7 separate regions of the Homo sapiens genome follow, and all the other regions are linked to region 5. Evidence: chromatin loops called from intact Hi-C (ENCODE). Cell type or tissue: dorsolateral prefrontal cortex. All regions are shown on one strand.

Evidence for each region. A loop is a pair of places that touch in the nucleus more often than their neighbours do. Peaks named below come from ENCODE experiments on the same cell type or tissue, not always from the same donor. Only the 100,000 strongest peaks of a DNase experiment are listed, where the experiment ranks them.
Region 1: it touches region 5 in a loop (13-fold over the local background); 29 of 110 quality-filtered maps call a loop at or near these places.
Region 2: it touches region 5 in a loop (4-fold over the local background); 15 of 110 quality-filtered maps call a loop at or near these places.
Region 3: it touches region 5 in a loop (1.8-fold over the local background); 4 of 110 quality-filtered maps call a loop at or near these places.
Region 4: it touches region 5 in a loop (4-fold over the local background); 15 of 110 quality-filtered maps call a loop at or near these places.
Region 6: it touches region 5 in a loop (3-fold over the local background); 56 of 110 quality-filtered maps call a loop at or near these places.
Region 7: it touches region 5 in a loop (2.4-fold over the local background); 55 of 110 quality-filtered maps call a loop at or near these places.

The regions. Positions count from the first base shown.
Region 1 is chr17:9,922,748-9,926,747 of GRCh38, forward strand. It overlaps GAS7 (growth arrest specific 7), which reads right to left. Exons shown (of 14, transcript NM_201433.2): 10 at 3,894-4,000; 11 at 2,729-2,852. Among named protein-coding and RNA genes, the nearest start is that of RCVRN, 19 kb to the left of the region's middle. RefSeq lists an enhancer at 2,310-3,236. In dorsolateral prefrontal cortex, CTCF peaks have their summits at 2,166 (motif pointing right) and 2,366; no DNase peak of the experiment used is centred here; H3K27ac peaks cover 2,559 bases.
Region 2 is chr17:10,122,371-10,126,370 of GRCh38, forward strand. All of the region lies in intron 1 of GAS7 (growth arrest specific 7), which reads right to left. Among named protein-coding and RNA genes, the nearest start is that of GAS7, 74 kb to the right of the region's middle. In dorsolateral prefrontal cortex, a CTCF peak has its summit at 1,660; a DNase peak (open chromatin) is centred at 1,581; H3K4me3 peaks cover 1,124 bases; H3K27ac peaks cover 1,994 bases.
Region 3 is chr17:10,035,158-10,039,157 of GRCh38, forward strand. All of the region lies in intron 1 of GAS7 (growth arrest specific 7), which reads right to left. Among named protein-coding and RNA genes, the nearest start is that of RCVRN, 130 kb to the left of the region's middle. In dorsolateral prefrontal cortex, a CTCF peak has its summit at 1,758; DNase peaks (open chromatin) are centred at 1,464 and 1,754; H3K4me3 peaks cover 2,306 bases; H3K27ac peaks cover 4,000 bases.
Region 4 is chr17:10,116,164-10,120,163 of GRCh38, forward strand. All of the region lies in intron 1 of GAS7 (growth arrest specific 7), which reads right to left. Among named protein-coding and RNA genes, the nearest start is that of GAS7, 80 kb to the right of the region's middle. RefSeq lists enhancers at 1,105-1,634, 1,635-2,164, 2,695-3,222, 3,397-4,000. In dorsolateral prefrontal cortex, CTCF peaks have their summits at 1,568 and 1,769; a DNase peak (open chromatin) is centred at 1,528; H3K27ac peaks cover 3,094 bases.
Region 5 is chr17:10,224,734-10,228,733 of GRCh38, forward strand. No RefSeq gene overlaps it. Among named protein-coding and RNA genes, the nearest start is that of GAS7, 28 kb to the left of the region's middle. In dorsolateral prefrontal cortex, CTCF peaks have their summits at 2,309 (motif pointing left) and 2,509; DNase peaks (open chromatin) are centred at 278 and 2,308; H3K27ac peaks cover 1,909 bases.
Region 6 is chr17:9,963,851-9,967,850 of GRCh38, forward strand. All of the region lies in intron 4 of GAS7 (growth arrest specific 7), which reads right to left. Among named protein-coding and RNA genes, the nearest start is that of RCVRN, 61 kb to the left of the region's middle. In dorsolateral prefrontal cortex, a CTCF peak has its summit at 1,935 (motif pointing right); a DNase peak (open chromatin) is centred at 1,956; H3K27ac peaks cover 509 bases.
Region 7 is chr17:9,957,813-9,961,812 of GRCh38, forward strand. It overlaps GAS7 (growth arrest specific 7), which reads right to left. Exons shown (of 14, transcript NM_201433.2): 5 at 1,390-1,443. Among named protein-coding and RNA genes, the nearest start is that of RCVRN, 55 kb to the left of the region's middle. RefSeq lists a silencer at 1,008-1,201. In dorsolateral prefrontal cortex, a CTCF peak has its summit at 1,767 (motif pointing left); a DNase peak (open chromatin) is centred at 1,759; H3K4me3 peaks cover 1,869 bases; H3K27ac peaks cover 1,168 bases.

The DNA of each region.
Region 1 (4,000 bases), 300 kb before region 5:
TTGGTTCGAAGATCAAATGAAAACCCAAATAGCAAAACATAATGAAAATAGCAGAAATAAAACCACCACAAATAAGAACCTGTGGAATATGGTTAGACCACCAGTGTAAGGAAAAATAAATGTCTGGTGGGTTACATATTTCACTGTCTTTTTTTGTTTGTTTGTTTGTTTTGTTTTTTGAGACAGAGTCTCACTCTCTTGCCCAGGCTGGAGTGCAGTGCTGCGATCTCAGCTCACTGCAACCTCTGCCTTCTGGGTTCAAGCGATTCTCCTGCTTTGGCCTCCCAAGTAGCTTGGATTACAGGCACACACCACCACACCCAGCTAAGTTTTGTATTTTTAGTAGAGACGAGGTTTCACTATGTTGGCCAGGCTGGTCTTGAACTCCTGACCTCGTGATCTGCCCGCCTGGGCCTCCCAAAGTGCTGGGATTACAGGCGTGAGCCACCACGGCCGGCCTTCACTATTTTAAAAACAAAAACAAAAATAAACACCTGAAACAAAAAAAAAAAGTAAGAAAAAACCCTCTAGGTGATTAAAAAAAAAGATCTAAATCAGCTCCGAAATCTAGGCTTCTTATGGGAAATATCACTGTACAGAAAAACAGCAAGAAAAAATAGACAAACAAGCAAAAAAAAAAAATTACAAAGAACAAAACTAAAAGACAAATGACAATCTAGGAAAAATATCTGCAATTAAAATGAAAAACGATTCATCTCCCTGATAGATAAAGAATCTATGGTCAGTGGGGAAAGGATATGAGTTAATCAGTTCACAGAAAGTACAACAATGATTTATATGTATATTTTACATACTCAACCTGGGTTATGGAGAAAAGCAAATTAAAAACAAAATATCATTTTTCCCCACTCACTACCAATTTCAAATCTTGATAACACACAATGTTGATAAGCATTTAGAGAACAGGCATTATTCATAGATGCTGTTGATAGGTGCTCTCTCTGGAAAGCAATTTGGAAATATCCATCAAGACGAATAATACCCTTTGACTCAGCAACTATATTCTCTCTATATGCAGATCTGGTCTTAGGCACACACAAAGATGCAGGTACAATAACACAGCTTCACTGGCTGGCAAGCACTCTGAAACAATCTAAGAGTCCTAAACCTCAGTTAAGGGAATGATGAAACAAATTTGGGTACAATCATACAACTGGACACTGGCCAGCCATTAAAAAGTTTGATATGCATGAATGGATGGGCAAAAAGATTTACAGAAATGAAAAAGAGGTATTTCCAAGATATATTAAATAAGTTCAGAAGATAGATTGTATGATCAAATGTATATAAATTTAAATATTTAAAAATCAAAACACTAGGAAGAGATGGTGATTATTTCTGTGAATAGCATTTTATATTCTTGTCTGCTGATTAAAATATTTTGCCATGTACCAATACTGTTTTTGCAATATAATTGTTTTTTGAGGTAGAGTCTCTCTCTGTCACCCAGGCTGGAATGCAATGGTGTGATCATAGTTCACCGCAGCCTTAACCTCCTGGGTTCAAGCCATCCTCCACCTTAGCCTCCTGAGTAGCTGATTCTACAGGCATGCACCACCATGCCTAGCTAATTTTTTCAAATTTTTTTGTAGAGATGAGGTACTATGTTGCCCAGGCTGGTCTCGAACTCCTGGGCTCAACTGATCCTCCTGCCTCAGCCTCTCAGACTGCCGGATTACAGGTGTTAGCCACTGCACCTGGCCTATAAGTTATTTTTTTAATAACTTAATAATTTAAACAGATCTCTTCCCCTTCTGTGCCCCCCCTTCTCTCTACCAATAAATATACTGTGCCCTCTACTTCTTGATCCTGTAATTTATTATTGTGCATTATAAGATTTGTATAATAAACGTTATCCTTCTATTACATTATTTTTTATTGACTTATTTCTATCTTACCTTATTTTGAAATGTAAGGTGGCTGCTTTCTTCTATAATGAAGGAATTGTAACAGGTTCACCAGAAATTGAGGTGAAAGGGACCTACAGACCAAACTCTAATACTACGGCACACATTCTAATTCCAGAGGCAACATGCGTGTCCTCTCGTGCAGTGAAACGTGGCTTCCCTTAGATCTAGTTACCGAGGTTTTCACTGGTTCTACCAGGCCTTCTCTTCCTCTTTGTGTATTAGCTAACTTTGACCACTAGGTGGAAGCAGAAACCAACTCATTGGGAGACTATTCCCAAGAGACTGAAATCTGGTTATTTCTTTAAACAAAGTGTCAGCCTCTGTTCCCAGGGCAGGAGCCCATCCCCATAGGTGAACCTTCAGAGAGAGCATTGCTTCCTGGGGAAGTGGGCAGCTTGGGTGAGCTGTGTGCTTCTGTGGGCTCTGAACAGGGACAGGGCCCTGAGCTCTCAGTGCATGAAGGAGTTTGTCCACCTCCTGGTCAGAGATCTGGGGCTTGGGCGGAAAACAAAAAAAGCCACGACCAGGGAGAGAGTAAGGAGTCCAGCCTCTACCATGCCCCAGAACTAGCCCGGCCTGTGTCCTTCCTCTGACCCCCAAAGTCTCTTTCTTTGAGATCTCTGGGTGTGGGTCAGAGAGAAGGGAAGAGGGGGTACCTCCTGGCAAACAAGGGAAGTAATTTCCTCGCTGCAGTCTTGCAAAGGAGAGATGCACCCTCGCCAGTCACCTCATCTCCTAGCCCCGTGCCCTCTCCTTCTGTGTGCACTGACCAGGCCAGGCGGGTGCCCAGCACTTACCAGCCTGTGTGGACTTTCTCCGCGCCTTCTTGATGTCCTCCTCTGTCTTGTTGCTCAGCTTGATCTCCAGCTGCTGGGTCTTCATCTCCAGGTCTCTCTGCCGCTCTGTGAGGGCTTTCCGGGCCTGGGGTCCAAGGACACGGAGAAGCTGCTCATACAGCTCGGAGCCAGTGGGCCTCCTGGGCCACGCAGCCCAGCTTCCCTTTGGAGTCCTTTCGCCCCTTGTTTGTGTGGATGATGCCACAGTGGTCCAGAGAGGCCCAGCAGCCAGAGTGGCACCACCCAGCTAGGTAGAGGCTACAACCCAACTCTTTTCGTCCTTGCCTCTTCCAGTGACATCTGGACTCAGCCTACCTCAATCTCTCAAACCACGTTTTTTTCCCGATGGAGCCTGTACAAAGACTGGGGACCTAGGCAGTCCTAAAGTCACAGCCCCTCTGCTTGGAAGGGACCACAAAGGCCATCTGTGTCACCTCCCTGCAGCACTTAATAGGATGTAGCAACAGCCCTCCCGTTCTGGAGCTGGACAAGCCTCGGCCCTCTTGTTCCCCTCACTGTACTGCCTTTCCTCCAGGCCACCACTGGCATCTCTGTGGTCCTTGGGTGGCGGCAGTTGGCTGGGCCCAGGGTGTCCCAGCAGTTTGAGCCCCCTTCTCCTCTCTAAGGCACTGGGGACTGGGAATCAGTCCCTGGGGCACACTCTCTTCCCTCTAAGGCTGAACATCAGTTCCCTGGAGGTGAGACCACCCAGGACTCAGCCTCATCCCTGAGCAGGAAGGAGAGCAGGGAGGCGGTGACTGAGTCAGGACGACTCAGCCAGGTGAGGCTTAAACACGGGGCCCCACGTGAACCAGCAGCAGCACTGCTAGGCTCGGGGTTTAACTGGTCGCCAACAGCCACTCGACTGCCCACTGCAGCTGCAGCCTCTCCTCGCACCCCTGGCCCTCTGGGTGGTCATTCCAGCACCACAGGGAGGCAGCTCCTATCTGCCCTTGGATGGGTGGGGTGCTCTGGCGTAGGCACGAGGCTTGGACATCCCCCTATTCCCCTACCTGGGGACAAAGACTCAGCCTTGGCGTATGGAGCCACTGCTGGCTTCCCAGTCCCCCTTCTTCCAGGCAGTCCCCCATGCACCTGCCCTGGCCCAGCGTCCTGGGCCTCTCACCTTCTCCACCGAGGCATAGCGGCTGGCGAGCTGCTTGCGAAGGTCGGCAATGTGGTGGTCGCACTTCTTCATGTCTTTCTTGAAGTTCTCACGGAAGTTCATCAGGG
Region 2 (4,000 bases), 100 kb before region 5:
CAGACAGCCTCCGTTCTAGGCACTTTCCCAGTCAGTTTATGTGATGGCCCTATTCAAATACTCAAAAACACACCCATTTTCTCAGAACAAAGCGAGAAAGGCCCCCTGGGACCCGACTCAACAACAACTCCCTAGCAGAAGGAGCCTCGCCCTCCCTGGCGCCCTCCCTCACCCTCCCTGGCTGACTGCTGGTTTGATTAACAGCCATGAAGAGGGGGGTTGAAAGCCTACCCCCACTTGTGGTGAAAAGCCCCAGCTTTCAATCACAACTCCTCCATATGGCAAGTTATTTACCTCCACGGAGCCTTGGTTTTTTACCCATAAACCCAAAACACTACCTCAGACAGTTGTACAATTAACTGAAATATCTAGAACAGTGCAAGCTGAAGATCTTTTTTTTAAGGCTGGCTGGGAGACCCCATGTTTAAACATAAAATAAATAAAATGAAGTTTTTATATATTTTTATTTATTGATTTTGAGACAGAGTCTCACTTTGTCACCCAGGTTGGAGTGCAGTGGCGTGATCATGGCTCATTGTAGCCTCAACCTCCTGGGCTCTGAGCAATCCTCCCACCTCAGCCTCCTAAGTAGCTGGGACTACAGGTGCACACCACCACGCCTGGCTGATTTTTTTAGATTTTGAGGTGACGGGGTCTCACCATGTTGCTCAGGCTGGTCTCAAACTCCTGGGCTCAAGCAATCGGCCTGCCTTGGCCTACCCAAAGTGCTGGGATTCCAGGCATGAGCCACTGCATCCGGCCTTCAGGTGGGGCATGTGCTCTCCAGGTTGTGGTGGGCCTCAAGACTCACTGGAGTCACCTGTCAGACTCTGGAAAGCATTGTTTGTCATCCTACTTAGAGCTGTGGTCCAGAGCATGTTAAAACACAGACAGCTGGGCTCCACTGCCGGGTTCTGAGCCAGCAGGTCTGGGGCAGGACCTGGGAATATGCAGCTCCATCCAACAAGTTCCCAAGAGATGCTGGTTCTGTTGCTGCTGGTCCAGGGACCACACTTTAAGAAGCCCTACCCTAGAATCTGAAGGCTGGAAAGTACATTAAAGGTCACCCAGAATGGTTCCAAGAGGAGCCAGAATGTACCCATGCCTCTTGCCTGGTCCAGTCCTGCTGTTGATCTGACTCTCAGCTCTTCCATCTTGAGCCTCAGACACAGGCAGGGCTAAGGGTGAAAGCCCCAAAACTCTGATCATCACTCAAACAATCTGTGGCCCCTACTGGTCCTGTTTATCATCTCTCAGCACTTTTGGGGTCCCCAGGCTGTTGCCTCCAACCTCCAGCCACCAGCCCTCACCTAGAGCTTGCTCCCCCAACAAACGTGGGCTCCATTCTGCCCGTCCAGGAATAGACACCAGTGGCTGGAGGAATCAAGGCAGGGAGGTTGGAGTCCAAGGCCCACAGGTAAGAGGAGGGGCGCAGCAGAGCCCTGGAACAGCTGATTTGAGACAAGCCCCTCCATCTTGAGCAGAGCCTGGAGACAGTGGTTTTCCTGGAGGGGGGCCCCGGACAGACACACACTGTACCCAGTGTCCGGGCCACACAATGCACAAGAGGCCAGTGGGGCAGGCAGCCAGGGCCCACTCATGCCAGTACCATCTGGGAGCCCTTGCCAGGCCTCGCAGGGCTGGCTGAAGAAGCTGGACTCTGTCCTGGGGCACAGTCGTGCTCTATTCTTATCTCAAGGGGGAATGTGTGACTCTCCTTCCCGTGAATGGGGGCCCCTGAGGAGGCGGAGTGGGAAACAGAGCCGCCACTGTGCCTGGGCGGGCTCCCCGCGCGGCTCCCAGCTCCAACCAGCCCCTCGTGGCGGGGCCTTGCACTCAACAAGAAAAGGCCAAGCTGAAGGTGGACATGGAAATGACAGTCCAGAGCCCAGTGCAAACTGCCCCTCCCTCACTCTGCAAGACTTGAGCCCGTGAGGCCTGACCAGAAACACACACTCACTCCCTGGAGAGACCCAATGGGACGGGCTCCTAAAGGAAAGCGCAGCCTCCACACAACACAGTTCCTTACTAAATCTCGAAGGAAGGAACCCAGACATCCTAGGCACCCCACACATGCGCACAAATCCCCACTGGCAGATCGGGGCTCTGGCCTGCCTAGCTCCCACAGCACACCATTTGCAGGTGGCTACAGATCTCATGATTTGCTGGCTCTCTTTCGGCCTGCAAATGCCAGGCTTAGCCAGCGAATGGGGCACTGGATATTCTCAAGGACTTGGTACAACCTTTCTAAAGAGCAGTGTGGGGCCGGGCACAGTGGCTCACGCCTGTAATCCCAGCAGTTTGGGGGGGAGCTGAGGCATGTGGATCACCTAAGGTCGGAGTTGGAGACCAGCCTGGCCAACATGGTGAAACCCTGTCTCTACTAAAAATACAAAAATTAGCTGAGCATGGTGGTGCGCACCTGTAATCCCAGCTACTCAGGAGGCTGAGGCAAGAGAATCGCTTGAACCCGGGAGGTGGAGGTTGCAGTGAGCCGAGTTCGCGCTACTGCACTTCAGCCTGGGTGACAGAGTGAGAATCCTCAAAAAAATTCAATAAATAAATAAAAATAAAGAGCAGTATGACACCATGGGTCAAAATGTGCACTTGAGTGGTCCACATTTCCTGGAAATTACTCTCCGTGCAAAAAGATATCATCACAAGGAATGGTTATCTTCAGTAATTTTTAATAGCAGTAAAAAAAAAAAAAGGGGGGGTGTGGAAGAACCTCAGTGTCCATCATAAGGGGATTGCAAATTAATAGTTTATCCAAATTGTGACTAACAAACACTAAAACAAACCTGTAAATATATTTAATGATAGAAATATATTCTGAGAATATTAAATTTAAAAAAAATAGGTCAAGGCTGGGCGCAGTGGCTCATGCCTATGATCCCAGCACTTTGGGAGGCCAAGGCAGATGGCTTACTGGAGGTCAGGAGTTCAAGATCAGCCTGGCCAACATGGTGAAACCCCATCTCTACTAAAAACACAAAATTAGCTGGGTGTGATGGTGTGCACCTGTAATCCCAGCTACTCGGGAGGCTGAGGCAGGAGAATCGCTTGAACATGGGAGGCAGATGTTGCTGTGAGCCAAGATGGTGCCATTGCACTCTTGCACTCCAGCCTGGGTGACAAGAGCGAAACTCCATCTTAAAAAAAAAAAGAAAAAAAAAAAAGGTCAAACAACTGTGTGTATAATATGATCATAAAAGGATAAAATGGGGATTGTTCTTTCTTTCCCAGTTGGATGAAAGAGGGGAGTAAAGGGTGATGGGGAGATGAGGAGGGAGGAGGGCAGGGTGGTGTAGAGAATGAGGCCCGGGTGTGAGGGGGTCAGCTGTGGGTGGGAGCCACTGGCCACTGGGGGAATTAGACTAAGTCTTGTTTAGCCTTCCTCTGGAAGGGCCTTAAAGGATGATGAAAACATCCGGAAAATATTTAGCTAGTAAATCTTTCAGAAGCCCCTCCACCCTGTGTTATTTATATAAACACTTCCCTTCCACTCCTCTCTACCCTCACATACACCCGCCCCGATTCCTATCACAGACTTGGAATCAGCAGAGCCAGAGAGAGCTGGACAAGGCTGGCTCCATGTGCGTTCTGACCACCACGGGTGCAACCCATCTGTGCAGTATGAAGCCTGCGCTGATGTGTTCCCTGGCCCCCATCGCAGAGCAGCCCTCTGACCTGCCAGGGACCCACAGCAGGGGTCGGGGGTGGTGGCCACACTATTTGGGTTCCCTGGCCACCAAATCTCCAGCAGTGATTGTCCCAGGGACTCAAGGAAGGGGAAGGGTTAAATGGGGGAGTCGCTTCTCAGACAGGAGAAAGTATTTGCTCTAATCCTGTCCGTTCTCCTGGAACTTCCTGGAGTTCTCAGGGAAGAAACCCTTAATGAATGGTGTGAGGGAAAGAGAAATCACATGCACATGAATGTGTGCATGCCACACACACACGCTCACACACACACTCATACACTCACACACACTCTTGCACA
Region 3 (4,000 bases), 190 kb before region 5:
TCCCTCCACCCCCATGAAGCACCCAACCACGATCCACACACAGGCCTGCCAGAACTCCCTGTGCCCTACAGTCAGACCCAAGGCAGCCACACCTTGGTCAGAACTTGAGTGATTGGTCTGGGTTCCTCACAGCAGCAAATCTCCAAGTGTGGCCCCCGCACGGGCAGCATGAAGTTCTCTGGGATCTGGCTATCAATGCAGAGCCCCAGGTCCTGCCCCAGCACCGGATCTTACATTTTAAAGGTTCCCGGGTAGTTCAGATGCACGTTAACCTTTGAGAAGCACTGCTGTGGACGGTCCTAGGTCAACTAACCCGTTAGAGATGCTCCTGGATAACAAGCACCATCTCCCTTCCCCTGGCACTGTGGGAACAGGAAGCCATGCCAGAATCAGAGATGCTGATGGGCCCAGGGAGGTGGGAGAGCATATCCTGGAGGGAGACCATGTACCAAAACAGGCCAGCCTTTCCATGCAACCTGGACCTCTCACAGCTGTACAGAGCCTCAAGAGAGTGATCACCACTCTCTTGGAGGTCCTCCTTTGCAAAGAAAGAAGATGGATGCGTAACTTCTGGGGGTGGAAAGATTGGTGAAACAAGGCTGTTGTACTGCTAAGTATCAGAAGAGCTTCCATCATCACTGTTGCAGCCTCCACCACCAAGCTGGAAAGATGTCTCAGCCAAGCCTGGAAGCACAGTGCATTACTGGGCAGGTACTTCTGCTAGGGAGCCATGACCCCAGGAGCTCCCACTTACCTTCATAAAGTTTTATAGTCCTCAAATGGCTTTTGCCTTACAATGCCCCAGCTAGAACTGGGCCGTGGGGTAAAAGCCAGATAGGTGGGTAGAATCCAAGTTTCTTACTTGGAAAAAGTTACATGGAGGAAGCAAGGTTTGGACTCCATTAAAATCACATCACCACTCTGCTTCTCCATCACACAGCTCCAACTACGAAACTGCTCCCCAGGTAACTAGGGGAGCCAAGACTTCCTTTCTCTCCAAGACATCCTTCATAAATCTTTCTCCTCCTCCCATCCGCTTTTCCTGATCTCTCACACAATGACCCACGTCTTTTTTTTTTTTCCTCCCTGCTCATGCCTTGGATCTGTGAAAGGTGCCCCCTAGCACACAGGGTCCCCAGACCACCACAGCTCAGCAGTTAGACCCCAAATCTCAGTTTTCAGAGCTGCCTCTTTACCATGGCACAGTCATTTTAGAAACATGCAGAGAAAAGCAAACTGGAGCATACATCTGCAGGCAAGAAAAATCAATTCTTACCATCAGAGAACAGCTAACCTTCTCTGGGGGCTGCTACCTCAGAGGAGAGTCTTGGGTCCTGCCTGAAGCCCTCAGACTCAGCACCAAGACTCCGCCGGCTTCCTCTTCATGGCAGCCTCTCCGGGAAATGGGGCTGAGGCAAGTCGCTAGCCCAGGGCCAGTGTTCTGGGCACCCCAGCGGAGGTTCCTGTGGCTTTGCTCATTGCTGTTCTTTCACAAAGAACCCACTACATTGCATAGTTCCTTCCAAATCCGCTCCAGTGCTTGCTGGGAAATTAACAACTTGTTCTGGACTTTCCAGATGCAATGTTTCTGGAGGCCTTTCTTTTTTTCCCACTCTCCCTCTTTTTCCCCTTTCTCAGCTAAAAAACGTTGGCTGAGGTCACAACAAACAATGGCCAAGCTTGTGTCACTGAGCAGATGCCTCCCACCCCCAGGCCTGTGGACAAGGGCAGCTTTGTCCACTGTGTTTTAGGCGGGACTTCCTGGGCCTGCCCAAGCCCTGCTGGAGAATGTTTTGGCCAACTTCCTCCCAACCCTAAGTCACAGCTCTGGTCCTGGCCCCGGCCCCGGCCCCAGCTGTGTGAACCCAAGGCCAGATAAAAACCAACATAAAAAGAACGGAGAATGTTCCCCCAAAGAACCACTGTGTGGAAAGCTGGTGCCTCCAGAGGGGCGAGATGAAGGTCTCTTGCCTTCACTCTGCCCTCGCCACCATCAAACCTGGACAGATAACGAACAAAGACAGGCTCATGTGAGGTCTCCACTGAAAGGGGCCTGAGGATCACAAAGTCATTAGTTACAAGTGGAGAAAGGATTGGACCCCAAGAGCAATACTGCAGCCACCAACTAAATGAGCTTGGGCAGGGCTTGGATCCTTCATGAATATATCCTATCACTCCGTTTAGAAAGGTTTTTGGAGCAGCTGACTATTTAGCACTCAAAATGCCGCATATTTCTGTGTTTGCTTTCAGATGCAAACCTTTGGGGTTTTAGGAACTGATTCTTTATATAGAATTAAATATGGTTTTCTAGAGAAACCAAGATCCTGAGGACCGAGTGGTTCCCTATTAAGCAAATGGATAAACTTATTTATGAAGAGGTTTCAATGCCAGCTCCTTGGGTCGGGGGAAGAAAATAAGTACAATCGTCTAAGGATGGAGTCAGACCAGAGCTAAGCTGTTGTTTTACTACATACTAGCTCCAAGACCCTGGGCAACGGCTCCAGCTTCAATTTCTCCAAGTGTAAAATGCAGATGATCACAGTATCTTTCTCAAAAGATTGCTGTGAGAGATTAAAGGGGGTGGGGGTGGGGCATCCATGTAAACATTTCACCTAGTGGACGAAGTAAATGCTCAATGAAAGCTAGGATTTTTGTTGTTACTATCACCAGTGGCTGAAAGGTAGGCACTGCAGTTACCCCGGGTCCAAAAAGAGTCCAGACTGAACAATAAAAAGCAAACAGCCCAATTTAAAAAAATGAGCAAAAGATATTCCTCCAAAGAAGATATAAAAATGACCAATAAGCACATTTAAAGATGCTCAATATCACTAATCATGAGGGAAATGCAAATCAAAACTACAGTGAGATATTAGCTCACACCCATTAGGACAGGTTCTTAAAAAAAAAAAACCAGACAAGGCCAGGCACAATGGCTCATGCCTGTAATCCCAGCACTGTGGGAGGCCAAGACGGGTGGATCACTTGAGGCCAGGAGTTCAAGACCAACCCGGCCAACGTGGTGATACCCCGTCTCTACTAAAAATACAAAAATTAGCCAGTCGTGGTGGTGTATACCTGTAGTCCCAGCTACTTGGGAGGCTGAGGCAGGAGAATCCAGGAGGCGGAGGGTGCAGTGAGCTAGGATCACACCACTCTCACTCCAGCCTGGGCAACGGAGCAAGGCTCTGTCTCAAAACAAACAAATAAACAAATATCAACAAAACAGAAAAGAACAGGTACTAGTAAGGATTGAGAACTGTTGGAACCCTTGTGCCCTTCTGGTGGGAATGTAAAATAGTACAGCCCCTGTGGAAAATAGTGTGTTAATTCTTCAAAAAAATTAAACAAAGAATTGCCATATGGTCCAGCAATTCCATTAATAGGTATATACCAAAAAGAACTGAAAGCAGAGTCCTGAAGGGAGGGTCTTGCTGCCTGTTCATGGCAACATTATTCACAAGAGCCAGAAGGTGGAAACAATGCAAGTCGTAGTAAAATAAACACAATAGAATATTACTCAGCCTTAAGAAGGAAGGAATTTTTTTTTTTTTTTTTTTTTTGAGACGAAGTCTTGCTCTGTCACCCAAGCTGGAGTGCAGTGGCGCAATCTCGGCTCACTGCAAGCTCCGCCTCCTGGGTTCAAGCGATTCTCCTGCTTCAGCCTCCCAAGTAGCTGGGACTACAGGTGCGCACCACCATGCCTGGCTAATTGGAAGGAAATTTTGACATATGCAACCATGTGGATGGACCTTAAGGACATTATGCTCAGTGCAACAGCCAGACACAAAGGGACAAATACCATTTGCTTCACTTCTATGAGGCACCTAGAGAAGTCAAATTAATAGCGACAGGTTGCAGAATGGAGGTGACCAGGTGCTGTGGGCAGGGAATGATGGGAAGTTTGTGTTTAATGGGTCCAGAGTGTCACTGGTGCAAGATGGAAGCATTCTGGAGATTAATGGTGGTGATGATGGCTGCACAAACACGTGGGTATACTCAA
Region 4 (4,000 bases), 110 kb before region 5:
AGCCGAGTGTGGTGGCGTGTGCCTGTGGTCCCAGCTACTCAGGAGGCTGAGGCAGGAGAAGAATTGCTTGAACCCAGGAGGCGGAGGTTGCAGTGAGCTGAGATTGTACCACTGCACTCCAGCCTAGGGGACAGAGTGAGACTCTTGCCTCAAAAAAAAAAAAATGTTGGGTTTAGAGATCAGCTGGGTCCCTTAGACTCTGACAGTGCTCATCTGTAAGAAATGCATGGAACAAAATGAATACTCTCCAGAGTACCTGGCTGCTGCAGGGCTTACCCCGGGGAATGCAAGCTGAAGAAGAGTGCCCTGGGCTGAGCGGGTCTCTGCAACTGGCCGGGCTGCTCACAGCCACTGGGTGCTCAGGAAAGGTGACCAGCAGATAGCACCAGCCGCATCCTGCCAGGGAAGTCACTTACAGGAGAGCTCTTGCGGGTAGGGAGTGGGTCTGAAGTGGACTTAGAGGGCAGCTGGCAGAGACAATGGGAAGAGAAGGTATTCCAGACCAAGGAATCATTCATTCATATTCATTCATTTATTTATTCGACACAGGTTTCTTGAACACCTCTTATACACCAGACGCAGGTTTCGACACTGGGATACATCAGTTAACAAGACAAAGATCCATGCCTCAGGGAGCTTACATTCTAGCAGGGGAGATACACAACCCACAACAAGCCAGACAGACAGGTCAATGATCCAGTTTTGCTGGAAGGTGATAAATGATGAGGGGGGGAAAAGAAAAAACAGAGCAAAGGGGTGGACCTGCCAGAGTGAGTGAGAGACTGAAAGGAGATAAAGAGGTCTATTCATATCCTGAGGCTGCTGTAACAAATTCCCATACACTAACGGGCTTCAAACAATGAAAATTTATTATCTTACAGTTCTGGAGGTCAAAAGTCTGAAACAGGTTTCACAGGGCTAAAGTCAAGATGTCTGCAGGGCTGGCTGGTTCCTCCTGGAGGCTCTAGGAGAGAATCCATTTCTTTGCCTTTCTCAGCTTCTGGAGCCCACCCACTTTCCCTGGCTTTCGGCCCCTTCCTCTCGTCACTCAGCCTCTTGCTTCCAACATCACATCTCCTAACACTGATTCTGGCCCTCCTGCCTCCCTCTCATAAGGACCCTTGGCTTACACTGGGCCCACGTGGATAATCCAGGATTATCTCCCCATCTCCGGTTCTCAACTTAATCACAACTGCAAAATCCCATCTGCCACAGAAGGTAACATATTCACAGGCTCCAGAGATTAGAAGGTAGACATCTTCAGGGGACCATTACTCAGCCCCCACAGGGAGTTGGGCTGCAAAGGCCCTGATGAGGAAGCATGCCTGGAACATTTAAAGAAACACCACGGAAGGCGGAGGACAGAGGCAGGAGTGACACAGGAGTGAGACCAACGGGGAGGAGCAGGTGCTGAGGTCAGGACAGCAATGGGGACCCAATTATGTAGCACCTCATCAGCCACTGTAGGGCTTCCGCGTCTTCACTCTGCCGACATGGGGCACCACTGGACTGTGGTAAGCAGAAGCACGATGTGTTCAGACCCTTCCTGTGAAAACAACAGACTAGGGACCAGCAGAGCAGCCAGGAGGCGCCTGCAACAGCCCGGCAGCATTGTGGTGGCAGCTGTGGCTCAGTCCAAGGCTACAGTGGTAGGGTGGTGAGAAGTGATCCTGTGTTTAAAGATCTGTTTTGCAAGAAGGGCCAACCTGCATTCTCAACATGCTGAATGTGGAATGTGAGAAAAAAAGGGGAGTCAAGGTTTTTGCCTCCAGCGGCTGGAAGGACAAACTAGCCATTTACTGAGCTGTGAGAAGCCACTGTAGCCCAGACCTGGGCTAGGCAACTGCGTCCTGGACAGGACAAGTGGAGATGTCAAGGACACAGCTGGACCTACTTGGGTCTGCACTTTTCCCCGAGGGTAACAGGCAGCACCAGGACCCTGTTGCTCTCCAGGGCGTGGAGACAGCCAAGACCATCCCGGATTACATTTCTAAGTCAGTCACTCGTTGCAAGACAAGATGATAGAGATGGAGTAAACAGGGATATCGCCTGAGCCCTCGGTTTCTCAGCCAGGTATTTTTCCGCTTCTCACAGCGCATAAGGTGGGAAGGAAGTCATGGGAGCACAGCTGGATTCTGGAATGCAGCCCAACCACAGGCTCAAAATCCTCATCTGTGAACAGCTCCACTCACTACCTGGTCAGCCTCTCCGGCCTGCCCTGGGGGCCCTCACTGCCCTGCCAGTCAATTCCAAAAAGCCCTCGTGGGCTGGGCGCAGTGGCTCACGCCTGTAATCCCAACACTTTGGGAGGCCAAGGCTGGTGGATCCCTTGAGGTCCGGAGTTTGAGGCCAGCCTGGCCAACACGGTAAAACCCCGTCTCTACTAAAAATACAAAAATTAGCCAGGTGTGATGGAGGTAGTCCCAGCTACCCTGGGGGCTGAGGCAGGAGAATCATTTGAACCCAGGAGGCGGAGGTTACAGTGAGCTGAGATTGCGCCATTGCACTCCAGCCTGGGGGACAGAGTGAGACTCTGTCTCCAAAAAAAAAAAAAAAAAAAAAAGCCCTTGTGTATCTCTGGGCTGTCTTAACTTATCAGGGGGGTGGTCCTACCCCCGGGGCCCAGTTAACCATGAGGACCAAGCAGGCCCAGCGCAGGTGGCCAGCCTGTGCAGCACCTCCCAGAGGAGGCAAGTGTTCCCCTCCCACTGGACACCAGCACAACGTACACATGCCACATGGTGACATGCACTGTAAGAGGATTCTTACATCTGTCCCCAGGGACAGATGGCACTGCTGAGTGCCTTCCGGGCACTTTCAGCCATTCATTCATTTGACAAATACTTATGGAGCATATACCATGCACCAGGCGCTGTTTCTAAGTATCTGGGGGCACATCAATGAAAAAAGCAGAAGGGAAATAAACCCTTGCTTTCCTGGAGTGACGGCTCCAGCATGAGGTGGGAATGGGTTGCGGGGAGCAGACACTAAACACAATAAAAAAGTGAATTCTAAAGAATGTCAGAAGGTGATCGGGGGAATAGAACATGGTAAAGGGAATCAGGAGTTCAGGGTAGACTGGAGTGTGGGTGGCAATTTTAGAGAGTTCAAGATGTTACCCTTGCTAAAGATCTTTCTAGCTCTTCTGCTCACTGTATTGATTTATTCCTTCATTAAGTAGTTACTGAGTGCTCACCGTGGGCCTGGCCCAGGCCCTCAGTGCTCTCATGAAGCTGACATTTTATTTAAGGAGACAGAGGTTAAGACAACTAATTATAGAAAGGTTAGAAAAGAGCATGTCTCAGGGGATTCCTACGACCATGCCAATCATGACGAAACATGCTAAACAAGCTGGGGGATGCTCCCAAGAGTGTCCTTGATTCTTGTTTAAGGTCCAAGGCCCACTTCTCTCCTCCTTCCTCTCCCAACACACCACACCCTGAGTTAGTTAGAACTGCTGTCTTCTCATCTACAGGAAATCACAACTCAGTGGTTTCTCTAGAAGCTGCCCACTGTCCTTAGAACTTGCCTGGTGCCACCCCAAAGCACCTGCTGGTGTTAGGCCTCCTCAGCTAACTTGACATTCCATGCTTCAGACCCAGCATATCTTCTTTAGAAGCACCAAGTTCAACGAGTGGGTCCTTCAGGCTGTCTTCTCCTGGCAGTGCTGATCCAAGCACCTGCTGGGCGAGTTTGGTTCCTTTTGCCTGACTATTCTCACGCCCAGAGCCAGGCAGCCTGGGGACAGAGGAAGAGCAGAAGAGGATGTCACACCCAGGCACACCAGGAGGCCAAACCTGTTTGGCAGCTCAAGCCTCTGACCACAAGCTGGCACTCGCTTTCGGAAGTGCTAACCACAGGCAGGACTGCTAGTGAGCAGAGCACCAAGGGTTTTCCTGCTGGGAAGAAATGCAAGGCTGGCCTTCATGCCTGTCCCCCTGCCCCCGCCCCGTGACAATCCCCCCCCAGCTCTGGACCCGCCCATCTCTTCCCACTCCAT
Region 5 (4,000 bases):
ATTTCAGGGAAAGGTGCTGTAATAACTTCTTGCTGGATCTGATTAGTGCATTCACAGTGAGTAGCTTTCTCTTGGAAGACTTTCTGGAGGGAGGGCTTATCAACTGAACTCATGTAATTCAGCAAGTTGCGTTAAAGTGTGCAAATGAAGTGAGTGGGAGAGAGGAACTAAATCTCATATCAGCATCAGCTTTGATGACACCCAGGCTTGCTCCCCACCCCCACGTGCACCGCCCACCCTCTGCACATCTGCACAGGCCTGTTGTTGCTCTGACTTCATGGCACCAGTGAGTGATGTCTCTTTTGGCCAAGCAGACAAGAGGAGACCAAAGGAACCAGAGAGCTCCGGGAGACAGGGATGCCAGTCTGCAGCTGGTGAGGAGAGGAAGCTGGGGGGCAGCTCACTCTTTCTCAGAACAATGTCCGGAGAACCTTTGCAGGGAAGCTGGTTCAAGGTGCCCCAAAGTTGTGGCCTGACAACCTTTCTTTAACATGCTCCTCCTGGGCCTGGCTCTGATCGACAACAAAGGAGCGCATCATTTTTGCTCCCGGCTTCTGCTTCTCCTGATCTTTGATTCAAATCCCAGCATAGGGTCTTTTTGCTAAATGGGGTCTTTTTAAATAAAAGATGCATTGTTAGAGAAGCTAGGAGGGTTTCATTTCTGTAATGGGGTCTTTAGTCAAACACAGAGCAGACCTTCTCAAGGAGAGGGGACAAAGCTATCAGTGGTCAGGCCCCACAGGCTGGGGAGAGACAGAGAGAGACAAAAATTCTAATCCAAGTGGGTGACAGCCAGGAGGGGAGGGAAACCTTGCTGGTTTTATTCATGAGAGTTTTCACTAGTGACCAATAGTTAGAAGCAATAAAGAAGGGTGTCAGGTCTGAAGGGACATCAAATTCAGTGACTTTAAAGTTCCCTTCTAGTACCACGGGTGTGACCCTGTGCTTTTATGGTTCACTTAGGCATTCTTTCCTGGGCTGAGCTGTGGAGTAGACAGAACGCAGTTTCCTGCATAACACAGCCCTGGGTTCCAACGAAATCCCACCACTCACAGCTATGTGGCCTTGGGTTTGTCATTTCTCCAAGTCTGTTGTCCTTGTCTACAAAAACAGAGATACCACCTCCCTCCTGAGAGCATTAGTAACTATGAGACAGAGGATACTGGGCCATGTCTTAGCCTGTTCAAGTCTCTGTCACAAAATGCCACAGACTGAGTAATTTATAAACAAAAGATGTTTCTGTCTCACATTTTGGAGGCTGGAAGCCCAGGATCAAGGTGCCAGTAGACTCAGTGTCTGGTGAGGGCCCATCCCTCATAGAAGGCACCTTCTGTGTTTCCTCATATGGTGAGGAAGGCGAACAAGCTCCTTCAAGTCTCTTTTATAAAGGCACCAACCTCATTCACCTCCTAATCACCTAATCACCTCCTAAAGGCCCCACCTCTTAATACCAACACATTGAGGGTTAGGTTTCAACACATGAATTTTGGAGAGGCACAAACATTCAGATCATAGTAGTCCCGGTCGCCAAGTCCCACTATTCTTTTTTTGGTGTTGTTTTTGTTTTTGGGAAGGAGTCTTGCTCTGTTGCCTGGGAAGGAGTCTTGCTCTGTTGCCTAGGCTGGAGTGCAGTGGCATGATCTCAGCCCATTGCAACCTCTGCCTCCTAGATTCCAGCAATTCTCCTGCCTCAGCCTCTCGAGTAGCTGGGACTACAGGCATGCACCACCACGCCTGGCTAATTTTTATATTTGCAGTAAAGATGGAGTTTCGACATGTTGGCCAGGCTGGTCTTGAACTCCTGACCCCAGATGATCTGCCCACTTCTGCCTCCCAAAGTGGTAGGATTACTGGTGTGAGCCAGTGCGCCCACCTCCAAGTCCCCCTATTCTTGATAAGCTGCCTGTCCTCCAATGTTGGTTAAGGAAACAGATATTCAGTCCTCCCCAGTGTGTGTGCTGAAGCTTCTGGTCATAACCCCAGCTTGGGCCTTCCTGCTCCCTTCCTCTCCTCCTGGCCTGTTCCTGCTTGGCTATTGCAGGTGGACGCTGCTCAAGTGCATCTGGATACCAAGGGTCTGAGAGGCAGGAATACAACTAGAGGAGCCAGAACAATTCCAACACAGGGAGCTCCCAAGAGAAATCCCAAGGGAAGTCCAAAGAGAAGTTGCCATGTGGGCCTGAGAGTCTTGGGCCACTTTGCTTGTGCACCTCCCCTCGCCCTGCAGAGCGACTGAGTTCCTGGCTGTTGGCTCCTAGGGGATGCAGAGTTGCCCAGGTGTGATCAGAGGGGAGGAAGCCTTGAGCTCCCCCTAGTGGCCGTGGCCGGGCATGTAAACCAGAGGCCCAGGTTGGGGGCTGCGGGCCCCACCTCCCACCCCCACTCCACGCAAGACTCTTAGGGCCTCATCATCAGACTTTGGAGTCCACTTTCCAAATGTGGCACCACTCCTTTCCACAAAACCAGGGGCCACAAATGAGAGATTTGGTGCCTCTAATTTATTTGGCCAGCTCCATGTTAAAGAAAAACTTTACTTGCCAATACATAAGCGTTGGATTTGACATAAAAATCCAGACATGTGATTTCTCTTGCAAAATCAGAAGCCCTGGCAGATGAAGCCTCGCTGGCTTGCTCACTGCTCACCTCCTGTTGCGTGGCCAGCCCAGTTCCTAACAAGCCATGGACTGGTACTGGTCCGGGGCCGAGGGTTGGGGACCCCTGCAGTAGAGGGCAGGGGCAGAGGTGGGGAGGCCATTAAGAGGCTGTTGTTCTGATGCAAGTGAGAGATTAGGGTGCGCTGGACCAGGGTGGTGTTTAGTAATCATGATTAGAAATGGTTGGTACCGGCCGGGCACAGTGTCTCACGCCTGTAATCCCAGTACTTTGGGAGGCCAAGGTGGGCTGATCACCTGAGGTCAGGAGTTTGAGACCAGCCTGACCAACATGGAGAAACCCCCATCTCTACTAAAAACACAAAATTAGCCGGGCGTGGTGGCGCATGCCTATAATCCCAGCTACTCAGGAGGCTGAGGCAGGAGAATCGCTTGAACCCGGGAGGCGGAGGTTGTGGTGAGCCGAGATCACGCCATCACACTCCAGCCTAGGCCATAAGAGCGAAACTGTCTGGAAAAAAAAAAGAAAGAAAGAAAAAACAAAGAAAGAAAGAAAAAAAAAAGAAGTGGTTGGTACCACAGAATTGAACCCCCTCTCGTATATAAAAAGCATCTTCTGTCTCCCATTTTTCCTCATTTCTGCTCTAACTGAGGCTGAGAGTCCCTGGTTGTAGCCTTGTAGCCCCGTCAGGCTGTAGCCTGAGCCATTTTTTCTGGAACTGATGGGTCTCCTTCAACTTTACCTTGCTCCACCCAATTCTTCATGGTTAGCGTGTGGTTCTGCAATCCCACGGTGTCACTCACCAGGACCCAGAAGAATACCAGTCTGTACCCAAAACATTTAGAAGACACAAGCAAATGCTAGAAGAACTCATCATCTTGTTACAATGACTTCTGTCATTCAATCCTGCTACTGAGCCAGGCGCTTGAAGGTCTCTAGGATTTTCTTTTCTTTCTTTTTTTTTTTTTTTTTTTTTTGAGATGGAGTCTTACTCTGTCACCCAGGCTGGAGTGCAGTGGCACAATCTCGGCTCATTGCCACCTCCGCCTCCCAGGCTCAAGCAGTTCTCCTGCCTCAGCCTCCCAAGTAGCTGGGGCTACAGGCGCCCGCCGCCACGCCCGGCTAATTTTTTTGTATTTTAGTAGAGACGCGGTTTCACCCTGTGGCGCAGGCTGGTCGCAAACTCCTGAGCTCAAGCAATCCGCCTGCCTCAGCCTCCCAAAGTGCTGGGATTACAGGTGTGAGCCACCGTGCCCGGCCGAAGGTCTCTAGGATTTTCTACATGCTATTATCTTTTCTTGGAATACATCTTCCCTCCACCCAGGTAACTCTAGTCTTAGCTTAGACATGGCTCTCTCCATAGATCCTTTCTTGACCCAGAAGTTTT
Region 6 (4,000 bases), 260 kb before region 5:
ATGTCTTCTTCCTGGAAGATACATTCTGAAATATTTGCATTTAAAACAGTAAGTCAGAAATGTGGTTTAAAATAATCTAGGGGGTGGAGGGCAAGGGGATTGGGGGAGGGGATGGGAGCACAAATAAAACAAGATTGGACAAAGGCAGGTAATCGTTGGGCTTAACAGATTTGTGGTACCTTATTATATATTCCCTCTACTTTTGCAAAGGTTTGCAAATGCCTATAATAAGAGTATTTGTTTTAAATTTCCTTTGCCTGTGATTCCAGAGAACTCTTCCCTTCCATTTATTTTGTAAAGGCCTGCCCAGGGGTCAGGACACCCCACCTGGGCATCTCTGCATCACCCTGAGGCCTGGCAGGGGGTGATACCACACAGGAAGTGCTTGGTAAACTGGAGTGGGTCATTCACAAGTGATTCAGCAGGCCCCCGACTCCAAATGTCTTCTCAGCCCATTTCCTCCCCCCCTGCAAATAATCTGGGTCCCATCCCTTCAGCAGGTGGGATCCTGTACAAAACCCCTCAATGGCTTCCCAGTGCAGTTAGGATAACCCCTGAGCTCCTCGTGGCAGGCCTGCGCAGACTACCCCAGCCTCATTTCCCACCCTCCCTATTCCTGCTGATTTAGTAAGCCACAGCCACACTGGGTCTCTATGCGTAAACACGGTTCCCCCTTGCTGCCTCCAGGCATCCACGATGCTATTCCCTCCCCTGGAAAGCTATTCTTTCCCCACCTCTTTGCCAAGTGAAACCCTTGCTCATCATTCCAGTCTTAGAATAGGTATCTTTTCTTAAGGTACCTTAATTCCTGACATTTCCAGCACCAGGCTAGGTTCTCACAGCATCCACTTCCTCCAGCCTTTGTCACTGCTGAAATTGCACCATTATTTATCTACTGTTTCTCCCACACCAGCCATAAAACTCCATCAACGCAGGGCTATAGATATCACCTGTGTCTCAGTGCCTGACAAAGACCGAAATTGCTCAATAAGAACATGTGTTATTGAATTATTGAGGTAGGTAGGAGGTGGTGGAGATTAAACATCTCACCTCTTTCTCCACTTTGAACTCCATGCTCCAATGGGTCCCTCAAGTTTCCAAGCCCTTCGTCCCATTCTCTTTCCTCTCTCCTGTGTCTAGAGGGTCTTCCTGGGAAGTTCGTGAGAAGCCAGAACAATTGAAAGGTGGATCACAAAAAGGCCCAGGCACTGGTGGGCAGGAAGGGAAGGGACCCACTAGGACGCGATTCTGCAAAGGCAGCAAGACTATTAGCCTTTGATCTAGAACCGGAAATACCATTTGACCCAGCAATCCTATTACTGAGTATACCCAAAGGAATATAAGTCATTCTACTATAAAGACACATGCACACGTGTTTATTGCTACACTATTTACAACAGCAAAGACTTGGAACCAACCCAAATGCCCATCAATGATAGACTAAAGAAAATGTGGCATATATACATAATGGAATAGTATGCAGCCATAAAAAAGAATGAGTTCATGTCCTTTGTAGGGACATGGATGAAGCTGGAGGCCATCATTCTCAGCAAACACAGGAACAGAAAACTAAACACCGCATGTTCTCACTCATAAGTGGGAGATGAACAATGGGACCATATGGACACCGGTGGGGGAACATCACACACCAGGACCTATCGGGGCGTGGGGGATAAGAGGAGGGAGAGCATTAGGACAAATACCTACTGCACGCAGGGCTTAAAATCTAGATGACAGGTTGATAGGTGCAACAAACCACCATGGCACATGTGTACCTATGTAACAAACCTGCACGTTCTCCACATGTATCCCAGAACTTAAAGTAAAATAAAAAATAAAAAAAGATGATTCGCCTTTGATCCCTCGCCTCTGCCCCCGAATCAGGTGGGCTGCATTTACCCAGTACCTGGGCCGACTGCCCCAGGGCTGCAGAATTGAAACCCTCCACTGGGTGGCACCAGATCACCACCTCCTGTGCCCACCCATCCAGGTCTCCAAGGGCTGAGTGAAGGAGCGGGGCAGGCACCCTCAGGAACTGTGGGGCACCCACTATCAGTCCTCCCCATGACATAGTATGGTGGGGACACGTTACTGGTGTCCGTGGAAAGTCCCTTTCCCCATCCCCCGACACCCACCCCCCAAAATTCTTTTTTTTTTTTTTTTTTGGAGATGGAGTCTCGCTCTGTCGCCCAGGCTGGAGTGCAGTGGTGCAATCTCGGCTCACTGCAAGCTCCGCCTCCCTGGTTCATGCCATTCTCCTGCCTCAGCCTCCCGAGTAGCTGGGACTACAGGTGCCCGCCACCACGCCCGGCTAATTTTTTGTATTTTTAGTAGAGACAGGGTCTCACAGTGTTAGCCAGGATGGTCTCGATCTCCTGACCTCCTGATCTGCCTGCCTCGGCCTCCCAAAGTGCTGGGATTACAGGCTTGAGCCACCACGACCGCCCCCTCCCCCCAAAATTCTAATCTTCCTGATCAGCTTGCTCAAGGAGGGGCAGCTAAGCAGGGGGCGGAAAGAGATCACAACCGGGTTTTGAGATCTGGGGCTTTCCAGTCTAGGTTTCGTCACTGTAACCCTGAACATGCCACTTTATCCACCCCACATGCCGCATCTCAAGTGTTCCTTTGCTCATTTATTCATTTATTGATGTTTAAGTGTAGTTATCATGAGTGATAACTGACAGCAGGGATGGTGAATCTACTCGTCTGCATGCTGGAGTGGGGTCTATACCTGGGGACCCTTTGTTGGTAGAGCTCTCTGTAAACACCAAACCTTCTTAACCTATTTGTATGTTTAACTCTTGGCACCTTTTTGGATAACCAGCCTGCAGGCTCACAAACCAGGACAAAAAGTAGTAGCTAGCTGGGCGTGGTGGCCGGCGCCTGCAGTCCCAGCTACTCCAGAGGCTGAGGCGGGAGGATTGTTTGAGCCCAGCAGTTCCAAGCTGAGGTCACAGTGATCTACGATCACCTCCATGAACAGCCAGTGCATTCCAGCAAGGGCAACACAGGGACACCCTGTTTCCTAATTATTTTTAACTTAAAAAAGTAGTAGCTTTTATATACAAATGTTACCCTTTCAAAGCCTAAAAGAATAACATTCTACCTCCTGATCCTGGGACTGGTGAACAACGCACGTTCGCCCTCTCCATATACTACATGATTTATTTTTGTTACCCTGATGACACCTCAGCTCCCAAGGTTACCATCCAAAAAGAGTCTGACTCAATCCGCCTGTCTTTAGGCAGCCACTATCTACCCGGGCCTGCATCTCCAGAGCTCGCCTCTCCTGAATTCCCCATACTGGTACCTACTTTGTAGCTTTTTTTTTTTTTTTTAAGTAAAAAATTGTATCTGCCTTCTATAAAAGTAAAATGTGTTCATTTTAGGAAATTTGAAAAATAACAACAAGTGTAAAGAAAATAAAATGACCCATGATCTTAGACCAAAGGTTCTCAACTTCAGCACGATTCATGTTTTCAAGTTGAGCACTTCTTTGCTGTGGTGTCCCATGCCTTGCGAGATACTCAGCGTCATCCCTGGTGTCACCTACTAGTTGCCAGTAGCACCCCCCCTCCCCAGGCGTGACAATCCAAACGTCTCCAGACATTGTCAAAAGTCCCAATTGATAGCCATGATCTCAGACGCAGACAGAGCCACCGTACGTTTTCCAGTTTTCCTTCTAGTCCTTCTTCCTAAGTATAGATAAGTATAGATTTCCTTCTGCCAAATAAGACTGACTATATATGCAATGTGTGTCCTACTTTTTTTTTACTCTATTTTATGTTGTGAGTACTTTCCCAAATTATTGCATTTTCTTCAGAAGCATGCTTGCTAATGGCTGCATAGTATCACTGGCTAACCTCCAGCGCCATCATCCCTTTTACCCATCCCCTGTTGCAGGACAGTTAGGCTGGGTCTAGTGTTATGGTGCTGTAAATAATGTGTGAGTGAATAGCCTTGCACATAAATCAGAACCCCTCAAGATACCCCAAGAACA
Region 7 (4,000 bases), 270 kb before region 5:
CTTGGAGACACCGTCCATCAGCACAGGGCACTCCAAAGGAGCTCATGACACAAGGAACCCAAGCCAGCTCCAGAAGGGGCACTGTGGTAAGGACATAGATTTCAAATCCTGATACTTCCCAGCTGGGTGACCGTGAGCAAGGTGCGGCTCTGTGCCTCAGTTTCCTCATCTGTAAACAGGGTGATGAGTGTGCACAGAGCACTTACTATATGCAGGCTCTGTTCTAAGTGCTTTCCATGGATGGACCCATTTAGTCCCTACACCATCCCTAAGGCAGAGACCACCCACTACCCCCCATTTCCCCACTTGACAGTTATTGACTGAGACGGGAAGAAGTCAAGAAACTTGCCCCAGGCTGTTGCACTGTCATTAATATAACCGACACTCTGGCCTCAGAGTCCACGTTCATCATCGTTATACTATATTGATTCCACGACTGACACTTCATATAGCTAATGGACAATTAAATGAGCCACTTGGATCACTACATGTGCATAATAAGTGCACACAAAAGTTGCAGCAATTGTTATTGTTAATTGTTTACCTACACTTTTTCTCCCAAAGCAGGATGTGCAGCCTGGACGAAGCAGGGAAATGCACCCACTCTTGGTTTTGTCTCCACAGGGGTGGTCGGAATGGCTCAGAGCTGTGTGAGTTGGAGCCTAAGAGAGCAATACCCCGTTCCCTGCTCTCCTGCCCTTGTGCCAAAATAGCAAACCTGCGACCACACTTCTCAGGCCTGTGCCCCTCAGGGGGCAATGATGTCCAGCCCCAGCTGCCCCAAACACAGGGCTGAGGAGCAGAGGTGGAGTGTGGGGCTCCCCTTCATCTCTGCATGGGGGTGGGTGGGGTGGGCTCCCCCTCATCTCCACATGGGGTTGGGCATCTCGAAGCGCCCTGGGAGGCAGGCTGGCCACTCTAGGCAGAAGCTGCCTGCTCCCCTCAGGGACTCCTAGGAACTCTATTCTTAGGACGCTTTCTCTTGCTTTTTACTTTGACATCTTCCAGAAGTTACCCCGCACAAAAGCAACCCTGCCGTGGCTGTAATTTACACGTCACATCACTTGCGCTGAGCACAGTCCACCCCCTTCAACCCACTCCCGCACGCATACCTTCCCCTCCTGCCCTGAAAAAACGGCTTCTGCATCATCCCAGCCATCCTCCTTCCACTTGTTCACCAGGAGAGAAGTGAAATGTGAAATTGACAGGAGAAGGGGAGGTGGGAGGGGCATGTGGATGGGGAACTTGAGTGAAATCCGAGCTTTGGAACTTCCCCGTTTCCAGGTTGGGCATCACTTCTGCTTGGCGGTCCACATCGCCATGGCAACAGCCCAGCCAAATGCCCCAGCTCGCAGCCCACCCTGAGGGCGCCCCTCGGGAGCCACTTACTGTGATGGTGTTTTCCTTGCTCTGCTTTTTGCTTGGCGATGAGGATCCCAGGTTCTGGGGAGAGAGGCAAGAAACATCGTCAAAGCTGTTCTCCATATTGGACATTTTTTCCCCCCATTCAGGTTCCCTGAGGGTGGAGGCGCTGGGGAATCAGGGATGCTCAGTCTGAATCCTAAGTCACCATATTCTGGGCCAGGGCAAGCAGGGGTCTCCCTGACCCCACGCTGTTCCCACGCCCAGCTCTCGGGCTGAAGGCGAATTAAGGAAGCCTCCTGCACAGGCTCTGAGAGAACTGCTCCAAACCAGGTCTCCCCTCCTCTTCTCTCAGTCTGTGATTTGGGGAGTTAACCCCTCCGCTGCCCTCTGCTGGTGAACGTTCCGCGTGCCGCTTGCTGCCTGAAGCCGCGGAATCCACTGGGGAGAAGAGAGTTAAGGCCACCACCTCCTGGCACTGAGGAATCAGCACACGACATTTTATTCTGAAACCCCCCGGGTCCAAAACGTCAAACCTAAATACACACAATGTGCACTGGGGCGCTGCTCGGTCACCTCCCTGACTCCCCGCTCCCCCAACCCCGTGAGCCAGGAGGGATTTCTCAGCCAAACCGACTTCCAGCTTCCACTCAGTCTTTATATTGCCTTTTGATGTCTTCCACCGCCAGTAAGAAAACCAGAGTCCCAAGTACCTCTGAGCCTGGGGTCCTCAGCAGTTTGCCAAAGTCCTGGGATCGTTCTGGCAGAGAAAATTAAGGACTGCCAGTGCAAAATGCTACACGTGTCCTAAGAGCCTACGACTCCAAAGAATGTTTGATTCTGGGTCTCTGTTGTTCTATTAGCAATTATGTTGGGGGCTCAATACCAGAGATCCCCAAGCAGGACCTGGGATGTCTCCTATCCTGAGCCACACAGCAACCTGGGAAGCAGGCTTACCCCTAAGGCACCGCAGGTGGCCATCACACTTGTGCCCCAGGACTTGTGCATGACCTTATTCTTTTTTTTTTTTTTTAAGATGGAGTGTCATTCTGTCACCCAGGTTGGAGTGCAGTGGCGTGATCATGGCTCACAGCAACCTCTGCCTCCCAGGTTCAAGCAATTCTCCTGCCTCAGCCTCCTGAGTAGCTGGGATTACAGGTGCCCGCCAGCACGCCCAGCTAATTTTTGTATTTTTAGTAGAGACAGGGTTTCACCATGTTGGCCAGGCTGGTCTCGAACTTTTGACCTCAGGCGATCCACCTGTCTCGGCCTCCCAAAGTGCTGGGATTATAGGCATGAGCCACTGCGGCCAGTCTGGCCTTACTCTTCCTTGGTAGAATGTAAGGAAGTGGCTGTCACTTTATAGATAAAGGCCAGAAAAAGGATGGAGGGGCTTCAACAAGAAGGAACCACCGGCTTGGAGTGGGGGGCACCCCGCCCCTCAGGCCAGCACGACCCTGGACACCTGGCCAAATGACCATCTGCAGGTGAGGGCGAGCCTTTGCCTCAGAAACCCGTCAGCAAATTAGGCAAACCAGGGAGCTTGACTATGCCCCTGCTAAGGTCGCATACCCTTACTCCCATACAGTCTTACTTGGGTTGCTAATTAAAGTCAACTCAGGAAAACTGATATCCTTAAGGTGTCTAGCAAAAATGAACCTTACAGAGCATTAATTTCACAGACAAGAAAATGATTACTAGCCTTGAGACCCTGGCCAGAGAATCTGACTTCTTTGAGCCTCAATTTCTCCATCTGTCAAATGGATGGTTATCACTGGTCCTCAAGCTTTGAGGTGCATCAGAATCAACTGAGGAAAAAGTGTCCAAAATAGAGTCCCAGCTGCACTCTCAGCTGCTGGGCCTGATCCAGCAGGTCCCAGGTGGTGCCAGCACCTCTGATTTGCAGAATCTGTGGACCTCACTCAGAGATACATGGATCTGATCTACACTGTGGTTTCACTGAGGTACCTCTACTTATGGCAACTCCTCTAGTGACCCCAACGGGCTCCTGGCCAACGTCAACTTTATGGCCAACTACAGCTTCCATAGACATTTTTAGTGCATCATCTCATCCAGCTGGCCCACCCTATACCTTCCCACTTGACAAAACTGCACAGGGAGAAAGGCAGACGGAGGCTACATGGCAGGAGGTACCAGTCACCAAGGAGAAGAGACAGGGATAGAAGTCTCTCTCTCCATAGGTTCATTCACGTACAGACTCTAGCCAAGCAAATACATGGCAGGAAGGGGAAAGAGTAGCCTATGGGATGGATTCTGCAGTCTGCAGGAGTCTGTCTTCCTGTCATGGACACATTACCACCATCACCACCGCGTTCCCACTGCAGCCCCCCAGAGAGGGGAACCAGCACTCCAGCAGCCTTGGCAACAGCCTTCGAGTCTGCCTATGGATGCTGATGATGTTGGTGATGAGGGGGCTAAGGGGAGAAGCAGTGCAAGAGCGACTGTCTACTGAGTGCTTGCTTATTACGGCAGGCTCCAGGTTAGCCATCTGACATATTTAATCTCATTTCATCCTTACAACCCCAGCAAGTTAAATGGCATCAACTCCATTTTGCAGATCATGAAATTGGGGCTTGCAGAAGTAAAACTGTCCAGGGTCACAAGGCTATAGTAAACA